2 separate regions of the Mus musculus genome follow, and region 1 is linked to region 2. The links are chromatin loops, found by intact Hi-C in ENCODE. Cell type or tissue: heart. All regions are shown on one strand. Links, peaks and the distances in the headings refer to the core of each region. The heading gives the core; the rest is flanking DNA. Region 1 overlaps Gm12610 (predicted gene 12610). Region 2 has its middle 160 kb from the start of Dmrta1.

The links. Peaks named below come from ENCODE experiments on the same cell type or tissue, not always from the same donor. Only the 100,000 strongest peaks of a DNase experiment are listed, where the experiment ranks them.
Region 1: it touches region 2 in a loop (2.1-fold over the local background); 1 of 42 quality-filtered maps calls a loop at or near these places.

The regions. Positions count from the first base shown.
Region 1 is chr4:89,424,462-89,433,823 of GRCm38, forward strand. The region is part of intron 5 of Gm12610 (predicted gene 12610); the gene reads left to right. Among named protein-coding and RNA genes, the nearest start is that of Cdkn2b, 120 kb to the left of the region's middle. RefSeq lists an enhancer at 1,950-4,643. In heart, for the core only: a CTCF peak has its summit at 3,637 (motif pointing left); a DNase peak (open chromatin) is centred at 3,630; H3K27ac peaks cover 1,158 bases.
Region 2 is chr4:89,520,239-89,529,600 of GRCm38, forward strand. No RefSeq gene overlaps it. Among named protein-coding and RNA genes, the nearest start is that of Dmrta1, 160 kb to the right of the region's middle. In heart, for the core only: a CTCF peak has its summit at 4,657; a DNase peak (open chromatin) is centred at 4,513; H3K4me3 peaks cover 1,773 bases; H3K27ac peaks cover 454 bases; H3K27me3 peaks cover 609 bases.

The DNA.
Region 1 (9,362 bases), core at 1,504-6,503, 97 kb before region 2:
CATAACAGTAGCAAAATTACAGTTATGAAATAGCAGTGAAGTAATTTTATGGTTGGGGGTCACCACAACATGAGGCACTGTGTTAAAGGCTGAGGACCACTGTTAAGGTATTAACTCTGCAGAAAATAAGTAGTGTGTAGATGTGCCATATGCTAAATTTTGTTTTTCCATCCTGTGGTTGAAGGACATTTTAGGTTTCCTTACCACTTGCCTGTGAGGAGTAGTTCTGTTAATCATTCCTGTCTCTGTCATTTGTGTGAACGTATTTTTCCCCTTTTAGGTGGCCCTCATAGTGTAGACTGTTATATGGATAACCACTATTTAACTGTTTGTGGAACTGTTAAACTAACTGTCAAAGTGGCTATGCCATTTTGTACTCAGATGAAAAACTGTGTGAAGGTTTCCACTTCTCATTGCCAATAAGTGTCTGGGGCTTTGTGTTTGTTTGTTTGTTTGTTTGTTTGTGTTTTTTTGCCTTTGACTGACTAAGCCTAGTGGTTTTATTGGCATTTTCCTGATGACTATCGATGCCCAGCACATTGGTGAAATGCTGTCTGTTTAAATCTTTTGCCCATTATAAAAATTGAGTTGCCTGTCATTTTGTTATTGATCAGGGCTTTTGGTGTTCTTAATTTTCATTTGAGGATAATAGTACATTAGTAAGGAGGCACAATTCTCTCTCTATCCCTTATTTTCCTGATACTCCTTTTAAATCCCTCTAACTTTTAGAGGGAACCTTCGGGGCATCTCTTTTTGCAGACTGTTTGCATGACAAAAATTTGTATTATGAAAGTTGGCATGGTCCCTCCTCAGTGAGGTCTTCCGGAGGGGCAGCCACAAGAACCCTGGCTTTTATAAAACGTTCATTGTTCTTCATTTTCTTCCCAGCCACCTTCATGAGCAGCCAGAAAAGCATGGAACTCCTTGAGTTGCATGTTACTTCAGAATCACCTCCAGATACTCACACTGAAATTAGAAGCTGGAGAAGGCGGCTAATGTCTTGTCTCAGTTTATAGTTTATAGTTTATATTTCCCTTGATATACATTTATATTTCCTGGACCCACCTGCCCTTTGTAGTAATCTTGTCTTAATGCTTATGATGAAACGTAAGAAAAAATGACTTTGGATTTCTTCTAAAGCAATCGCTTTCTTTCCCCCACCCCCTCATCTCTCTCTTTCTCTCTCTCTCTCTCTGTCTTTCTTTCTTTCTTTCTTTCTTTCTTTCTTTCTTTCTTTCTTTCTTTCTTTCTTTCTTTCTTTCTTTCTTCTCTCTTTCACACACACACATGCAGAAATACACACACACACACACGCAGAAATACACACACACACACACATACACACACACACACACACACACAGAGAGAGAGAGAGAGAGAGAGAGAGAGAGAGAGAGAGAGAGAGAGAGAGAGAGAGAGAGAGGACTGTATTCTTAAGTAGATAGTGTACAAATTAAGTTATCACAGAAAAAGAAAGAGGAGCTACCAAGAAAGATGAACTGAAGACTGCGACAGAGCTCTTCTCTCTGCCCACAGGGTAAGTGGGAGAGAGTGGGAGTGAAAGGGGAGGCTGAGGGACTCCTGGCTGTCATGTACTTTGTCAGTATTTTTTAAAGGGTCAGTTGGTTCATGAACCACAGCTGGCCACTGCGGTTACATCTCAGCACTTAAGTATGTTTGGTCAGGCCCACAAAATGCCATTTGCCTGTTTGGATTTTGAACCAACACTTAAGCTCCAAGAAATTTAAAGTAACAGGTCAGTAAAACAGGCAAGATTTATCCAGATTGAGCCATGCTGTCAGCAGGAGTAATGATGGATGGGCACTGCTTTCTGACAGGACTGCTTTTGCTGAACCTGCTAGTATTTTTTTGCTATTGACCTGACTTTCAATTTGTCAGTTGTCATACTGAATAATTAATTAATTACATTATTTTCCTTTTTTGTTTGTTTGAGTGGGAAGGACTTTGGCCCTGTAATTAATGGCTGTCTTGCTCACATCTCCTGGATTTGGGGACTACAGGCTTCCTGCAATCATGTACCATGACTCGTTGATTCATGAACATTCATGCAGGACATTAATAGCATCATTTTTCCACCTAGACCTGCATTGCCTGCATTATTCTTTACATGACATAGAGTTTGTAATGGATTCTTTCTCTGTATCTATCATCCAGTGTCTACAAACACCATGGCTTTAAGGCAGTGGAAATCAATGCAGAGTTGTAGGGGTGGTAAATTCAGTCAGGATATCAGCAGGCTCTTGCCATCCACACAGGTTATATAGGAGAATTTTCTGAACTTCCAGTGTCTTCAGGAAGTTTTCATCTGGAAGTTACCTCACTGTATTTTCTGCTATCTCTTTTCTCTCAGCCTCTTCTCTGTGTGCTTCTATAAGGACATTTATTATTGGATTTCTTGCCTACTGTGACTAACTGAGTTAATTCATCTTAAGTTAATTCTTAAGTTTTCATATAAAAATCATATTAGTAAACTTGGAGGATTATGATATGGAAATATTTTTGGGGGGTGATCTACCCACTGCATTAGCCAGATTGGACAGTTCTAGAAAATACAGACAGAATGGAGAAGTTGAAGTTGTAGCCATTCCTCAGGGTAAAGAAATGAAATGAAGACAAGACCAAAGAGGGAACTTTTATCTCAATCCTGGTTTGCTATAAGAATCAAATAACCTTAATCTTTGGACTTCCACACATTAGCAAACTGAGTCAGGGAATACTTAGTTCCTGTGAATCACTAATTCAACCTTGGTTTACTGTGTAATGTGGTTAATTGCTTGACCTTGGCCATGGATCCATAGATCTTTTAATAGGTTTACTGCTTTCAGTTGACTAAAATTACAACCATCGAAAATACTCTGTGAGCACGGGCATTTTAATGAATGTAGACACATGACTCTGACTCTTTTTTTTCCTGAATGAGGGGGTGCTACTAAGATCACAGAAGATGTGAATCTAGGTAATGCTCAAGAGTAGACACAGAGCCAGGCTGCATGCTCTCTGACAACTCTGCCATGCCACATGAGCACCAGGAAGCCACTCCCCCTAAAAAAAAATCTAGTCATGGGATTATAAAACACTTCACAGACAGTCCTAAGTCCAAGTGAAGGTTTCAGTCAGAGTAGTCAGAGCTATGAGGAATTTGAGGCAAATCAAATATTCGGGAGTGTAGTAGCACGTATTTCTATATGCTCAATAATTTAGAAATCTTACTTATGCATCCTGACAGATTACATCCTGCATTCTAGTGCTTCCTATTGGGAAAAGTGTGTGTGTGTGTGTGTGTGTGTGTGTGTGTGTGTGTGTGTGTGTGTGTTGCAGAGAGCTATACAGACAACCATACCCAGTCTCATACACACTCCCGTCACAACTAGGGTTTAGTGATGTGAACTAAGGTGTGGGCTTTTTGTTTGTTCCTTTGCTTTTGTTTCTCTTTTGCTGTGGCACGAAATCCAGGGCAGTGAAAAGCCCAGGCAGGGGGTTTGCCAGAGTGTAAACCTGGGCAGCCTTGCTCAGCTCTTGGTTGAGTGTGGAGTTGTTGGCGGCCAGAGGGTGGTTGCCTGGAGAGAGCAGCCTGACATTCTTGCACGCTGACATCAAGCTGCCAAGTTGCTGCCCTCTGGTGAGTCAACAGCAAAAGGCCTACATGGTCCGAGAGTGGCTGTCCAATCAGAAGCTGTGGTGGCTACCTCAGAAATGTGTCCAAACCTCAGCATTCTGCAGGCTTCAAACAGCTCCTTCTGAGAAAGAATGTAGGCATGATTAAAGCTACGAGAAACACACAACCTGTAATCACAGCAACAGTGAGATAGATCCCGCATTTGCTTCTAAGGCCAGCTTGTTGGATTTTAGTCAGCGGAACCTAGAGAACCTAGAGAACAGATTGAAGACCTGATTGGTGGACTGAGAGTTTTCTGTATACTGAGATCAAGGTGTCCTTGAATGGTACTGCTGGTCTGTGACAGCAGTGGGCTCCACTAGCAGGTATTGCAACTCAGCAGCAATATCTCCAGTCTGCCATCTCTTTCAGTGAGAATTCATATGCACATGTGTATACTGAGGTAGAAACTTATGGTAGAGCCTCTTCTCTCGTGTCCTTAGTAGAGGTGGATGTGTCTTCCACTGAGCAGGGATGTGATGGATGATGCAAGAGGCAGATTATTTGCTTAGTGCAGCACAAGCCTGCTCACCAGCTAAGAGCAGAGTCCTTTCCACAGCACTGCCACCATATGGCACTGCCATATCATAGAGGCCATAAAGGGGAATGGCACTGTAAAGATTAACTAGATTTTGCTTGGCAAGGTCAGGCATCCAGATAACATGCTGTAAATGGCAAGAAGGAGAAAGGGGATCTATATGACATTGGTGGCAGTGGCTTTCCTCACAGCCCAGCCCATCTGATTTGGACTGTCCATTGTCCTCTTAAAGATGCCCAAGAAAGCTGTATGGTTTTGTGGGTAAGGCAGTCTTGAAGCTTTGCCTATGTGGAATGGTAATGTCACTAAGAAAGAGACAGGATTTGGATAGGATGGGGACAGTAGCATACCACCAACTCTAAATTCCCCATGAGCCTGAGTTCTCTTCCATGTGACGTCTCCTACAAGGATGGCGTGTTCTTTCAGCGCCCTTTACCTATTTGTCTATTCATTCAAAGTTATATTTTCTCACATCCAAAGCATCAGGTATCAGGGGTTTACTGCTGTTTTTTTTATTTTTTATTTTTTTCCAAAAGACTAATAGTTCACACAAAGAAACAGAAAAAATTGATATACAATATAACCAATATTTTAATATATACCACAACAGAATAAAAACTCCTGTCAAATGCTGTTAAAATTTGAATCTTAAATGTACCCATAGGCTCACATTTTGAGCATTTAGTCTCCAACTGATGACAATATTTGGAAAGTTTCTGTAGATTTTGAGATTGGAGCTTAGCTGAAGAAAGTGGGTCACTGAGGTGCCTCTTCTCCATGATAGTCTTCTGTTGCTGTCTCTGCCTGCCATGGTGTGAGCTGAGTGCTTCTGCCTCTGCCTCAATGGGCTGAATTCCCTGAAACCATGAGCTGAAGCAAATCCTTTTTCTTCATGTAATCTGTTACTGTTGCATCACAGCAATGCTAGAGCGATTAATTTAAAATCTAAGAGCTTTCATAGAATGTGTATATACATGTCTGCATTGTGGTTCAAATGGAAGTTTCACTGTAACTCCATTCAGAAGAAACAGACATCTAGACAGATGAAATAGCAGCTAGGAGACAAAGAATAAATCTAGACATTTTGACTTTATATTTGAGTCCTTAAGTATCCAGTTATAGACTTAAGGAAAGCTGTTTGACTCTGTGGCATCCACAGACATAAGTCAGTTCATGGCTCTTTAAATGAGGGATATTGGGTGTGCTCGTTGGTGACGCTTTGTATGTAGAGGTGGCTGTACATGTGAAGACTGCCAAGGTCTACCATCAAGGGGCAAGAAAGTGAGTAACTGATATTAGAGGTTTCTACAGCCTTTCTGGATTTTATTATTGAGAAACAAAATTCTCAGTATTTCTTGGCTTAAATAACAAGGAGAATTTGCATAGCTCATGCATTTTGCAATGTGGGCCAGGCTTGGTTAAGATAGCTCCTCTCTGTTGCATGAAGTGCCTGTTGGTATTGCTTAAAGAACATCTGAGCAGCTGAGCCTCTTCATTCCTCTGTATCTTGATGTGATCTCTTTACTGGTCCTTCAAGCATGAGACCTTCAGGTAGCATTAAAAATTATGTGGCCTATATTAGATTGCCTAGAGTGCAGTTTCAAAAGAGTGAGATAGTCAGAGCTGTATTATCATTTGTAACCTGCATCTGGATGTTGTATAACCTTGCTTGTACTAGAGTCAGTTAGCTGGGGTGGTTGTGAAGTCCTGTCTAGGTTCAGGATGGGCATAGAGTCTTTCTCTGAATGTAGACATTCCAAGGTTCAAGAAATCTTGTGAGACTAAAATGCTTTAATGCAAATATTTAGGAAATTGATTGGCATAAAAGTAACATTGCTGTAAGAATATAGTTGGAGTATTGGAAACTGGTTTCATCTCCATGCTCTCTCATATATAAGGTCAGTTTTTTAGTCTCAGTTTCCAGGACTAGTATTTTAGAGTTGTTAAAGATTAAATAAAGTATATAAATATCTTGGTATATGAGGCTGGTACAAATCTCAACTCATGTACAAGAATTGAGGTTGTTGGTTGGCCAGAAGGAAGGCAGACAGCTGGAGAGTATGAAGGGTAGATTGTAATATGCATTTGTAGCTGATGATAAGTTGGTCAAACAATAGTATCTCAAAGTTACGTGATGTGGGCATAGTTCCCAACTATCTAGAGTCTGCCACAGAATCCTTACAGTAAGTGCATGAAGGATTGACTGTTGACATCCCCTATATCAGTTGAGGAACTTCAGGATCAAAAAGGATAAGAAAACTTCCCTAGTTGTCAGGTAACAAAGACAGGGAACCTTAAAGTTGTATGCAACAATCTATGTTCCACATATGAGAGAACAAGTAATATTTGTCTTTCTGGGTCTGGATGGTTTCTGTAAGGCGATGAGTTCTAATTCTACCCACTTCCCTGCAAATGACATAATTTTATTGTTCAAAGGCAGGATTTGAATCAAGGCAATGATTTTTAAAAATCAGAACCATATAAGAATAGCCTACCTTTAAACTGAACACTAAATTTTTTTTTCAGCAGGGTAAACCTGTGCTTAAACTTGCACTTCAGAAAGTTATACTGAATATAGCTTCGAGATTGCCAGCAGCTAATTGCCAGTAGCAATTGCTCTAGCCTAAACAAAACCATCTAATAGTAAAGAGCCAGTACAGTACGGATAAGGAGGACATTCAAGGAAATTAGTGGCAATCATGTAGACTGCTGAGTGGATATATAGAGCGTTAGAGGCACCATTGCAGTGACAGGTAATCTCTGAGTGTACGTACTGCATACGTACACCATAACCCATATACATCATAGCAGGGCTCCGAGTGGAAAAGAAAACAACCCTAGGGTGCCTTCTGGCCACAAGCATATTTCCTAGGCATTTGTACTCTCAGTCTAGACTGAAAACAAACAAAACAAATTTCTCTGAAATGCTGGAAACCCTCCCCACTTGAAGCTCTCAGATCTCCTACCTTGTAAATCTAGCTTTCAGATTCCATGCCACACTTCCTTTCCCACACCCCAGGTCCTTGGAACAGGGATCACAATGATCTGCGTGTGTGTGGTGATTGTTCCTTCCACATCAAGGGCCTCGGAGGATGACGTAGCACAGCTTTCTCCTGCGCTGACATCCACCCACTCCTCCAGTTGCACCTGCAGTTTGCAGCAGATCAATGGCTTGGTATTCTACTCTCCAACTAGTACTAGAGATTGGTATCAGGCTATGGTATCCCGGGATATTTCCACGTGGCATCTCTGTTGACCTTGTCATTTAGTTTCATGGCGACCTTCTTTTGGACTGTAATATGCACTTAGTAAGGTAGAGCAGGAATGTATGCTGTTTGGTAAGGCATTTTATATCTCAGATAGAGGAATCTGTTTATTGATAGGTCAGTGTCTAAGAAACAAAACTTCTACTCTCAAGGTAATTATGAATTAGCTATTAGGCTTTCTTAAGTTCACAGAGCATAATTTATAACATAAAACCTGTCATAGAAAGTGCTCACTTTAATCCATTCTATAGATAATAATTATTTTTAATAAAAGAAAACATTTACAAGAGGAAACAAAACAGTCTGATGGCTTAACTTAATGAGGAAAATAAAACATGCAAACACCTGAACCAGAAACCTGGAGTGTCTAGGTTTTCTGACTTTGATAGTTTATCTTTTCAAGTTAATTCAACTAAGGTAATTTCAGATGCTAGAAAGGCTGCTGTAACTTTGTCTGAGACCCAAGTCCTGAAACTTGCTCTGTAGACCTGGCTGGCCTGGTCTATATGATTTTCTCTGCCTCCTGGTGTTGGGATTAAAAATATGCACTACCATTGTCTGGGCATAATTCATATAAAAATAATTTTGCTTTGTTCTAATACCACATTTTGAATAAACCACTGCCTTTCCCACTGTGCTACGGAGCTGTTTTGTTTATTAAATATCTCCTCTAGGTATAGTTGATTCTTCATCCAGTATTTCTGATAATAACCCATCTGAGCATGGAGTTTTATGATAATTGCTCTATTATTTGTCTGTGCATATTACTTGGTTACTTATAGGCATTGTGTTAGCCTTTCATAGTGACAGTCTCTGCAGTTATGATCTAGTCAAGCTATAGCAAGGCATACTATACAGCTTGGTCACAGACCTGCAAGATTCAAACCTGCAGAAGTTTGAATTTGGCTTTGCACATTCAATCATTCTTTTAGAGAAATAATATACTATGCTACAATCGCAACTTAACTTTTTCATATACAAAGGGGAAAAAACTGAACATATTTAAGATTTAGAAATTCACAAAGGGATTAGTTGGACATTTCTAATGAGGCCTACTTACTAAGTGAATGGAGACAAGTGCCTGACTCATGGGGTTACTGCTTCTTGTCGTGGCTACACCAGCACTATAGAGCAGCAACAGATTAGGGTACAAATGCTAGAAGAAAGCCTAGGTTTTACTCAGAACGAGCTCTCCCTCTTCCTTACCCGCTTCCTTTTCTCCTTTTCCCTTTTCTTCCACTTCCTCTTCTTCCTTCTCCTATTCTTTCTCTTCCTCCTCCTCCTCCTCATATTCCTCTTTTCCTCCTCCTCTTTCTTCTTTTACAACAGGGTCTCACTATGTAGCTCTGACTGATCTGGAACTCATTATGTAGATCAGACTTGAGCTAAACTGCCTGTCTTTGCCTCCTAAGTGCTGGGATTAAAGGCATGTCCTACCGAGGTGGCCCTCAGAAGGCCTTCTAGCTGTTAAGCAGGGTTTCAGAGTCTCTGAAAGTTAATCAAACGAAAAGCACAGTTTGACAATCTAAATTTCTCTTCATTTTATTAAACCTTGTACCCAGGAGATTAATTTCCTTTTTTTTCCCTAGGAAGGAGATCTCTTGTTTGTGACAGTCTCAATGATATATAACTAGTTTCCAAGCATACAGAGCAAATCCGAGGCAATCATTTGTTAGTCATAAAGATAATGCAAGCAATGGAAACACGTTTTCAGGTCACATCACCAGACAGAAACTTTGCATGGATTCTTTCCTGGTTCAAGAGTTCACTCATAAGGCCTACTTTCTCTATCAGCTGGCTCAACCTGATAAGAACCTGAAATAAAGGTTCTTTCCAAGCTTTTATTTATTTGTCCTTGTGACATAAGGGTTGTGGAGATTAG
Region 2 (9,362 bases), core at 2,374-7,373:
AAGTGACCTCCTCTTGCTTCCCCTCCTCTCCCCTCCCCTCCCCTCCCCTCCTCTCCCCTCCCTTCCCCTCCCTTCCCCTCCTCTGCCCTCCCCTCCCCTCCTCTCCCCTCCCTTCCCCTCCCCTCCTCTCCCCTCCTTTCCTTTCACCTTCATTCCTCATTCTTCTCTTCACGAAGTGCTGGGTACTCAGCCTTGAACTCAGGACCTTAAGCGTGATAAGCAAGTGTCCTTCTACTAAGCTAGGAGCCCAGCCCTTGCTTTTCTGAGACAAGAGTCTTACTATGTATGCCAGAGGGTCTTAAGCTGGCATTCTCCCCAGCTCAGCTTCTGGGTGCTCGCGCTGGGATACAGGCCTACGAATGCACATGTATCTGAAGTAATGTGTCCTAAATTATGATGGCCATGGATAGATTTTTTTTTGTTGTTTTAATCACTGATTTTTGTTCACATTTATTATTTCACTTTTCTTCTTTGCTTTGGTTCTAACTTAATATGAGCAGAAGTTCACTGAGTAACAAGGAAACTTACGATTTTTACTTTTTCCTCAATAATGCCAGCATTCAGAATAGTTAATCCCTAAATCTCCAGCTGGCGGTGCCCCAACAGAGAGGCGGTGCCTTCACAATTTTGTGTCCGTATTCTGTTTCATTTCTAAATGTCTTCTCTAATAATAATTTAATTAAGAGAAGTTCATTCTCTTGGTAGTAATAAGAAGTGAAACCTAAAACAGCTAAGGGGAGGAAAAGAAGATAAGGTAAGTAATTGCCAACACTGTGATTCCCAAGGTAAAATTTAAAAAACCCTAAAACATTAAGGGTGAAAATGCACAGAAAACAAGCAGCGTTCAGCTGGTTGCTCTATACCAAAACGTAGAAAAGAAGGGAATAGAGGGAGACCTAAGTTGACTGACAGAGCATCCAGTTAAACTGAGAGAGAGAGAGAGAGAGAGAGAGAGAGAGAGAGAGAGAGAGAGAATGAGGGCAGAGATATCCCACATTGAACAGCAACTTCAAAAACAAAGCATGTTAGAAATCAGCTTAAATATATAATTATGAAGAAAGTTACAAACTTTTACTGAATCTTGAGAAAAAAGTTAAGAAGATAAAGAGGAATATCATTCTCAGGAATGAGAAGAGAATGGTAAAATGTGTTCACTTTTGGATCCATATGCATGTGTAATGTGTAAATGTATATTTAAAATATTGCTAACCAAGGTATTGATGGAACATGTGTGTGTGTGTGTGTGTGTGTGTGTGTGTGTGTGTGTGTGTGTGTGAAAAATCTGTCCAAATGATTCAGAAGCTTATGAAGAAAAACTGAAAGAACTTCCCCATCTTTCCTGGGCAGTGGTGCGCCAAGCTGAATAAAGAAGCCTATCTCAGGTAGTAGAAACCAGGTGGCCAAGGGCAGAGAACTGGCTCTGGCTCTTACGGCCTCTGAACTTGTGGTACTGAGAAGTTCCCAGACAAAATTAACGCCATTTCCCACTGTGTTGGATGAGTGTGTCTTAGTCATTTAACAGATATTGACCATCAGATGCATCCTAGCAAGTCACGTCAACCAGCAATTGGAGAAGAACCTCACCTTTGGGGAAGTTAGAGCCCAGCTGGGGAAGAAGGCACTCACAATGCACTCTGGGAAACAACCTCTTATTATAGGAGGAGATTGTAGACACCAATCAGGACCCTGATGAAGTAAACCCATGTTTTCTGAACTGTTTGTCAAGAGGACTAATTGATTTAGCTCTAATCCATGGTGCACATCTATTTTGTGAGACTGATGAAATCTTTCACTTTTATGATGAGGTACTAAGTATGATTTATACTCATGCCCAAATTCTTTTCTATCTCATGGCTGATGGTTAATGCATCTCTGATTAGCAGGTGACCCTGGTTCATACTCTGAGGGGCATCCAAGTCACAGTCCCTCGAGAATAAAACAGCATTTCAGACAATCTCTGAGAGCCAGTTTTCTGCTCTTCCATTGGCGTTTCACACAGTCTCCCTGGGATTCGTACGTGGCCAGTCCAGTTTCTAGATGTTAAATATCCACGCTTGGCTTCCCTGGTACTGGCATGACTAGTTCCAGCAGTAGGTCAGTCTAGCCCAGGAAATGCCTTTAAATTCTTGAGTCTCTGCCTTCTAGCATTGTGCTTTAGAAAGACCAGGAAATGAAACGTACTGGAATAGAACAAGTATAATCTTCTGAAATAGAAAGATGGAATGAAAGGAAGGAAGGGAGAGATAGACACACAGAGATATCAACAAGCCTGTTTATTTGGACACAGACTGGTAATTTTTAACTTCAGAATTATTTTCAAGGGTTTAATTTCCAGTTTTGAATTTGAATCACGGTTGAGGGAAGAACTCAATCTGTAAAGTTCCCACTTTGCCAGCACCAGGTCTTGCATGAACTCCCAGAACTCACTTAAAAATAAACTTGGGGATGGGGGTTGGAGACAGTCTAGATAGATTCCTAGGACTCAGCCTCGCTTCCTTGACAAGGCCAGTGAGAGACTTTGTTTATGTTTTTAAAAAGGTGGAAAATGTGGGTGGTACCTGAGAAATGTACCTCAGGTGCATGACCTGAGGGTGTCCTCTGGCCTCCACACAGAAGCATACAAATACTTTAGTCACCTGTGTACAAGCGTGCGCGCACACACACACACACACACACACGCACACAAGTTCTCCTTTAGTTTTTTTTTTTTTTTCAATTCACAGATCTTCCAGGCTCTCTGGCATGTTCAGAGCCATGTTCTAATTATAACAGAAAAAAATATGTATATATACATACATATATATTTTTAAAGAAAAATCTATACCTCCATGGTCATCAGTTTTATAATTATATGTACCTTATGAGCTTGTTGAAAACATTAAATTAACTAATGCTTATAGAACTCCTGGAAGGGATTAAGGGTATTTTAAAAGCTCAATGTTAAGTATTGTCTTATAAATAAGAGTTGACCTATAATTATCTGCTTATGTATGATTTATCTCTCTATATAAGGATTTATTCCTATATAAGCCTTCAGAAATATGGCTCCTTGATTATTTTCTTTATCACTTGCCTGGAAGGACACTATTTAACATTTATATTTTGAATCTGACCGTATGGCCCACTGTTTCTGTATGCCTCGCATGGAGAGACGTTAGTTAGAAAGAACCTCTCAATTGATCAGAGAGAAAATGACACGCCCCTAAAAGGCAGCCTGGGGCAGTGAAGTGAGTACGAAGAAGGTTGGTCTGAGTAGCTTGCAAACCAAAACCCTTTGTGGTCCCAAATAAGGATTGCTGTACTCCTGTGTTCCTCTCCCCAAGCAGCAGGTCTGGTCCATGGGAGGTTATTCCTGGTGTGTAGCTAGCCTCTGGCTGTCAGACACAAATATGTCTGAAATTAAGATCAAGGTCTGTGAGCCTTTGAGGGGAAAAATTGAACTCAACTCTGAAAATCCCCCTGGCCATCTGCAAAGGCCACCCTGCAATGAGTGCTGTTTTAACCAGGGTTTATCTTTACAGGTGTTAGGTAGAAGCCTAGACAGCCAGTCAGCCGCTGTGAGTCATCTGGCTGTGGTGAGATTAGAAATTCCTGGAACATGATAAAGAATCCGGAGTGGAGGCAGGAAAGATGAAGGGAAATGCCTTCTGCAGCTCCCGGTTCCCACCGGTTCCCACCATGTGACCTTATGGTCCATAACTTTTGGGTCGATTTGGGCAGTTACCTGCTTGCTTTCTCACCCCCACCCCTTTCCTCCTCCTATTCATTTTTAAATATTTAGTTATTTTATGTATACGTGCCTGAGTGTATGCATATGTTCAAGAGCCCATGGAGGACAGATGAGGTCCTTTGTTCTCCTGGAAGTAGAGTTACAGGTAGTGGTGATCTGCCATGTGGGTGCTGGAAACAGGACCCGGATCCTCTGCAGAGCAGTAAGCACGCAACAACTGAGCCATCTCTAGCACCTCTTCCTTTTCTTTCCCCTTTTATTGACTTTTCAAAGTCAAGAAATCCTATTTCCACTGAATATGTAAATATTCATATTTTAACCAGGAAAGCGCACTATGTGTGTAAAGGTGGTAGATTTAGATACCGTTGAGAAGAAATAGAGGAGGGAAAGATGGGGGGCGAGGGAGGGGAGAACTGGAAAAGACAAGCAGAGGAGCGTCCGGATGGATGAGAATCGGGATGGAGTTGGCGACTCTGACTGCGGACTCAGTAATATTACTGTCTTCTCGTGAAAAAACGAATGAACAGGCTTAGCCGAACAATGGCTTCTTATTTGCAAACGCCGTAAAGAAAACAAAAGCATAATAAAAAATAAATTAAAAACAAAAAACAAAAGCAGTTAGAACCCAATGCATATTCTCTGCGCATTTGAAGTTGCTGCGAGGCAGGGCGGCTTCAAATTGGCCTCTCTTGTTCCCGTTCAGCGTAGGAGGGTCTCCACCCCACCATCCGGCCTTTCCGTACTAAAAGCTGAGATCCGAAGTTTCGGATGCTGTTGCCGGGAACTTCTTTTCACTCAGAGAGCCGTGCTGAGTGCACGGGGTTTTGATCTGTCCCTCGGGGGGAACTCCTGAGTCCCGTGTCCCTGCGAGTTCGCCTCTGAAAGTGCCGAAGTGAGGATTAGTTTGGTGTTGAGGACACCTAGTGGCGGTTTGTTGGTTGTGTTCTTCAAACGGAAAGAAAATCGGCGAAGTTAGCAACCCCGGAGGCAACTTGTCTCTTTTTCCACAACACCTTCACAAAGCAACTAAAGTTTCCCAGAAGCTTCAAGATAAAACGGCGTGGTGGTAGAGTCAGCTAAATTCTCACTTCTGCCTTTTACTGCCGTTAGACCGAATTCTCTCGGCTTAATTCCTTGTAAGGAACACACTGTGCCACACAAGGAAAGCTCTAAGGGCTGCAGAGTGGCCACAACTGGGTCAACTAAACTGATAAGCTGAGAGTCATTTTGAGAGAGACTCAGACATAAGAACTCTATGGTAATAGAAAGAGTCTTTTTTCCCCCCTGCTTTATAATGATTGACTACGCTGTACATTGCTCTTATTGTTTTCTGGGACTACAAGGTGTTAGTAATAAATGTCTCTAAAATAAATGTATAAACAATAGTTGTCCATTGCTGAAAATTCAGCTAATGGAGAATACAAGTTATCATTTTTGAGAGGTTTTCATATTTTCCACCTTCCAGTAAAAATCGATTTTCAAAAATAGGCTGAGCCCAAGATTTAACCATAGGCTGTAGTTTTCTTTTCTTTTTCTTTTTTTTTTTTAACATTTTTTAAAAGATTTATTTATTTATTTATTATATGTAAGTACACTGTAGCTGTCCTCAGACACTCCAGTCAGATCTCGTTAAAGATGGTTGTGAGCCACCATGTGGTTGCTGGGATTTGAACTTCTGACCTTTGGAAGAGCAGTCAGGTGCTCTTACCCACTGAGCCATCTCACCAGCCCAGGTTATAGTTTTCTAACCCCTGGTTTGAGTTGGTAACTCTTTATGCCGGCTCTTTCAAATAAGAGAAAATTTAGTGTGATGCAATTCGTGTAAAAATAAATAAAATTTAAGGTTAATTCATTTCGTTTAAAATTCACTTTATGTAATCTAGAATGTAATTTTCTTAAACAATACTTTTATTTATTTTTTTAAATCAATTTATTCTTTCATATCCCAACCACAGTATTTTCCCTCTCTTCTCTCTTCCCAGTCTCTCCTCCCTCCCCAACCACTACTACTCAGTTTCCCTTCAGAAAATGGACGGGCTCTCTGGGATAGCAATTAACCGTGGCATATCAAGTTTCAGTAAGGCTAGGTACCTACCTCTCCTCCTATTAAGGGTGGACAAGGTGAACCAGTCGAAGGACAAGGGTCTCAAAGGCAGGCAAGAGCTTCAGAAACAGCCCCAACTTCCTCTGTTAGGAGTTCTACAAGAACACTAAGTTACATAACTATCATATATGCAGAGGTTAGACCCACGCAGGCTCCCTGACTGCCGCTTCAGTCTCAGTGAGCCCTTAGGAGTTCATTTGTTGATTCTGTGGGTTTTCTGGTGGTGTCCTTGACCTTTCTGGCTCCTACAATCTTTCCTCTTCTTCTTTTTCCTTTGGATTCACTGAGTCCCTTGTAATGCTTTGCTGTGGATCTCTGCATCTTTAAACCATATTTTTTTCCCTTGACAAGCTTATGTATGTACAGAATGTATCTTTTAAATAAGTTAGTTCTTTGACAATTACATAATCTATACAGTGCATTATGGTTACTCCAGCTCCCTTTTACAACCCCTCTCCCCCATCATCTCTTTTATTCCTCTCTATTTTCCCTGTTTCACAGATTTCTGACATTTGGTTTTGTTCTGTGACCCATTTGGCTCGTCAGGGCCATCTGTGTGACCATTAGATGGGACTATCATTGAAGCCATGTTGGGTCTTTGGTGATAGCACAGATGGGGCTCACCCATGAGGTAAGTTATCTTTAAAGCGTCTTTGCATGTGTATTCCTTGTGTATAGATGGGTGTATATTTGTCACCGTATATTGGCTTTGGCTTGGCTTGGGCTGCCCCGTCATACCACGTCCATGCCTATTCCCAATCAATCAGTCCTTCAGGCTTGGGTTCCAGAGCTATTGCTATCCAGTCCAGTTGGTGCTTTTGAACCTGAGTGCAAGACGTCCAGGGAATCTTTGACCTCTGCATTCCCTTTGAGCTTGAACCTTTTAGGGTAATGTCTTATTTGTCTTCACACTCGAGGACAGTGAAATGCTCCCTCCTCAGCCAAGTCCCCAGAGCAGTGACCTTTGCCACATCTGTCAATAGAGGTGACTCTAATTAGCTGGGGAGCCGACAGGAACACTGGAGACAACCTGGACAACGTCCAGCAGACACTAAACTGTGCAAAGCCCATGTTCAGTGGCTTCCCCCTGGAGTATAACCGTCCCTGTGCTTGCCTTCTGGACAGAAGTGTTCACTACCTCAAACAGAACTCTGTGAGTAGCACCCTGATCCATCCCCACTGAGTTGCATAGCTAAGATTCTCTTTTGCATTTCATATCCAGCCTGGATCCCTGTTCTTTATGATCGGAGTAACTCACAAAAGAATTAATTCTGAACAGGCAGTTTGTAATATGGTACTTTGTTTTGTGGTAAAATCCATGGCAGCCGTAGGTTCGAGAATGTGTGCCAGGAAAGCTGGTTTCTGTTTGCTTTGCACTTGGCATACATTTGGTTGAGGTTCTTGCTGCATTTAACACAAGCCCCAAACACTTTAACATGGCCTCGAGGACTTGGCTAAGCACCTCTCTACCTGTGTCTCCAGATTCTTCTCAAGCCACACTTGGCCTTGCTCGCTAGATTCACGTCCATTCCCTTTTCAGACCCCCCACGGGGCTCCATTGTGACATCAGTGTTCGGTCACCTGTCTGCTTCCTATTCTTTCTTTCAGGATAATTATTACTTTCTCAGAGAGCTATTTCCTGACCCTAATTTCAATTTGATTTCTTTCCTTGTCTTCTCTTCTTGCATTTCTCCTTCCTAACACCCATCATCACTTCCAATAACAAAAGTCTCTTTGGTTAACGTAACAAAACTGGCCAGGAGATGGCTGTGCTTTTAATCCCAGCCTTAGGGGTGCAGGGTTAGAGGCTAGCCTGGTCTACAGAGTTTTAGGACAGCTAGGGCTACACAGAGAACCCCTGTTTTGAAAAGCAGACAACCAAACAACCAAGCAAAACAAAACACTACAAACAAAACAACAGAGTATGTATCTTCATTCATAAGGTATATATCCAACAAGAGTTGAGGGAGCCTGCTTTGTTTAGTTGCCATGCCTAGCAAGGTGGATGGTTTGTAAAGAACACCCTGCACTGGGCAGATGAAGTCTGGGTTTCCCAATGTTAGAAACCAAAGAATCTGTGACTCATTACCACTCCCTCGCATGGCCTCATTTCCTTGGCTAAACCTTTTGTTTTCCACAGAGATTCTTAGTTATTGAGACTTTGGAATGAGCACAATGAACAGTAGCTGTGTCTTTAGAAAGATTTTTTTTTTTAAATAAGAATTCAGAAAATACACTTTTCCTCCTATCCTAAAATGGGCAATTCCTGTTTTTGGAAATTATATTTCTTACTTTTTTTTGTGTGCAAAATTTTAACAGATCAAGTACCACGGGGACAACTTCCAATCACAGTAGATAAGTTTGTGTAATGAAAAGATTCTTTCAGCCCTGAATTTATGGAGTGAATTAATTAAAACAATAACAATAACATCCAGTTCTGTTTTTTAAGTTGTCAGTAAGCAGTGGGCAAATCCAGACATCCTACTTTTTACCTGTGACTGAGCCTCATTCACAGACTATTAATGAAGGTATTAAGGACTGATCGAGTCAGTATTCTTAAACAACTTTGGATCAATAAAGTTCACTGAGGACTTGAATTTTCTCCTTTGAACGTGTCTGGCTGTCAGGCTGTCTTGGCCAAACTCTGAGGCTTGAATTTGCAGAGGAACATATTGTCAGGCCCCATAACTTGGAGCTGCTTTTGGTTTTGTTTTTTTGTTAGAGGTTGCTGTTCATTGAGTTTAATCCTTTTTCATCTGGCTTGTATATTGTTTTTACAATCCTTTTTATGACCAGATATATTTCACTAGCAATTTCCATTCGTGTTTCCACCCCACCCCCAGGCTAGACTCTCAGGTTTGCATAGATCTTAATTACATAGATCAATGATTATAAAGATCATTCTATCTCAGAACGACTTCTCAAAACACAGTGTCTGAAAACAATGCTTGTGGGCAAATAGGTTATTTGAGAAGTGACTTCAAGAGATCAGAGAATGGATAAAGAGAGGGCGAATGGATAAAGAAGGAAGGAAGAGGATCCCTCCTTCCAGGGGAGATTGCTGTGGTGACTTCCACGAGAATCTTCACCATAGCAGCTCCGAGATGCTTCCCTTTGTCCCAACCTTCACTTGAATCCACAAGTCACACTGAATCTGATGTTTTTGTTTGAGGTTTGATCCCAGGGACTTTAGGACACACCCTGGCTGCACAGCCAGGGGCTGGGAATGTTATGGGACAAAAAGAAGACTCACAGGAATCTTGGTGGACTGTGCTTAGCACATGGTTGCATCCACTCTGCGTTTGTATACAGACTTCCACTGGCGAGGTGATCCCAGGAGTGTGGCACACGTAACAGATTCGGAAGCTAGCTGTCTATGCTGCTGCTCATGTAGTGTATGTGTACATGACTAAGCCCATTCACTAAAATGTGGGGTAACTTTGTTGTTATTGGATATTGCTTTTATTAGAAATAATAAGTCAGATTAGAAAGCCTGAATAGATTGTTGTATGAGGCTGGGATTCTTAG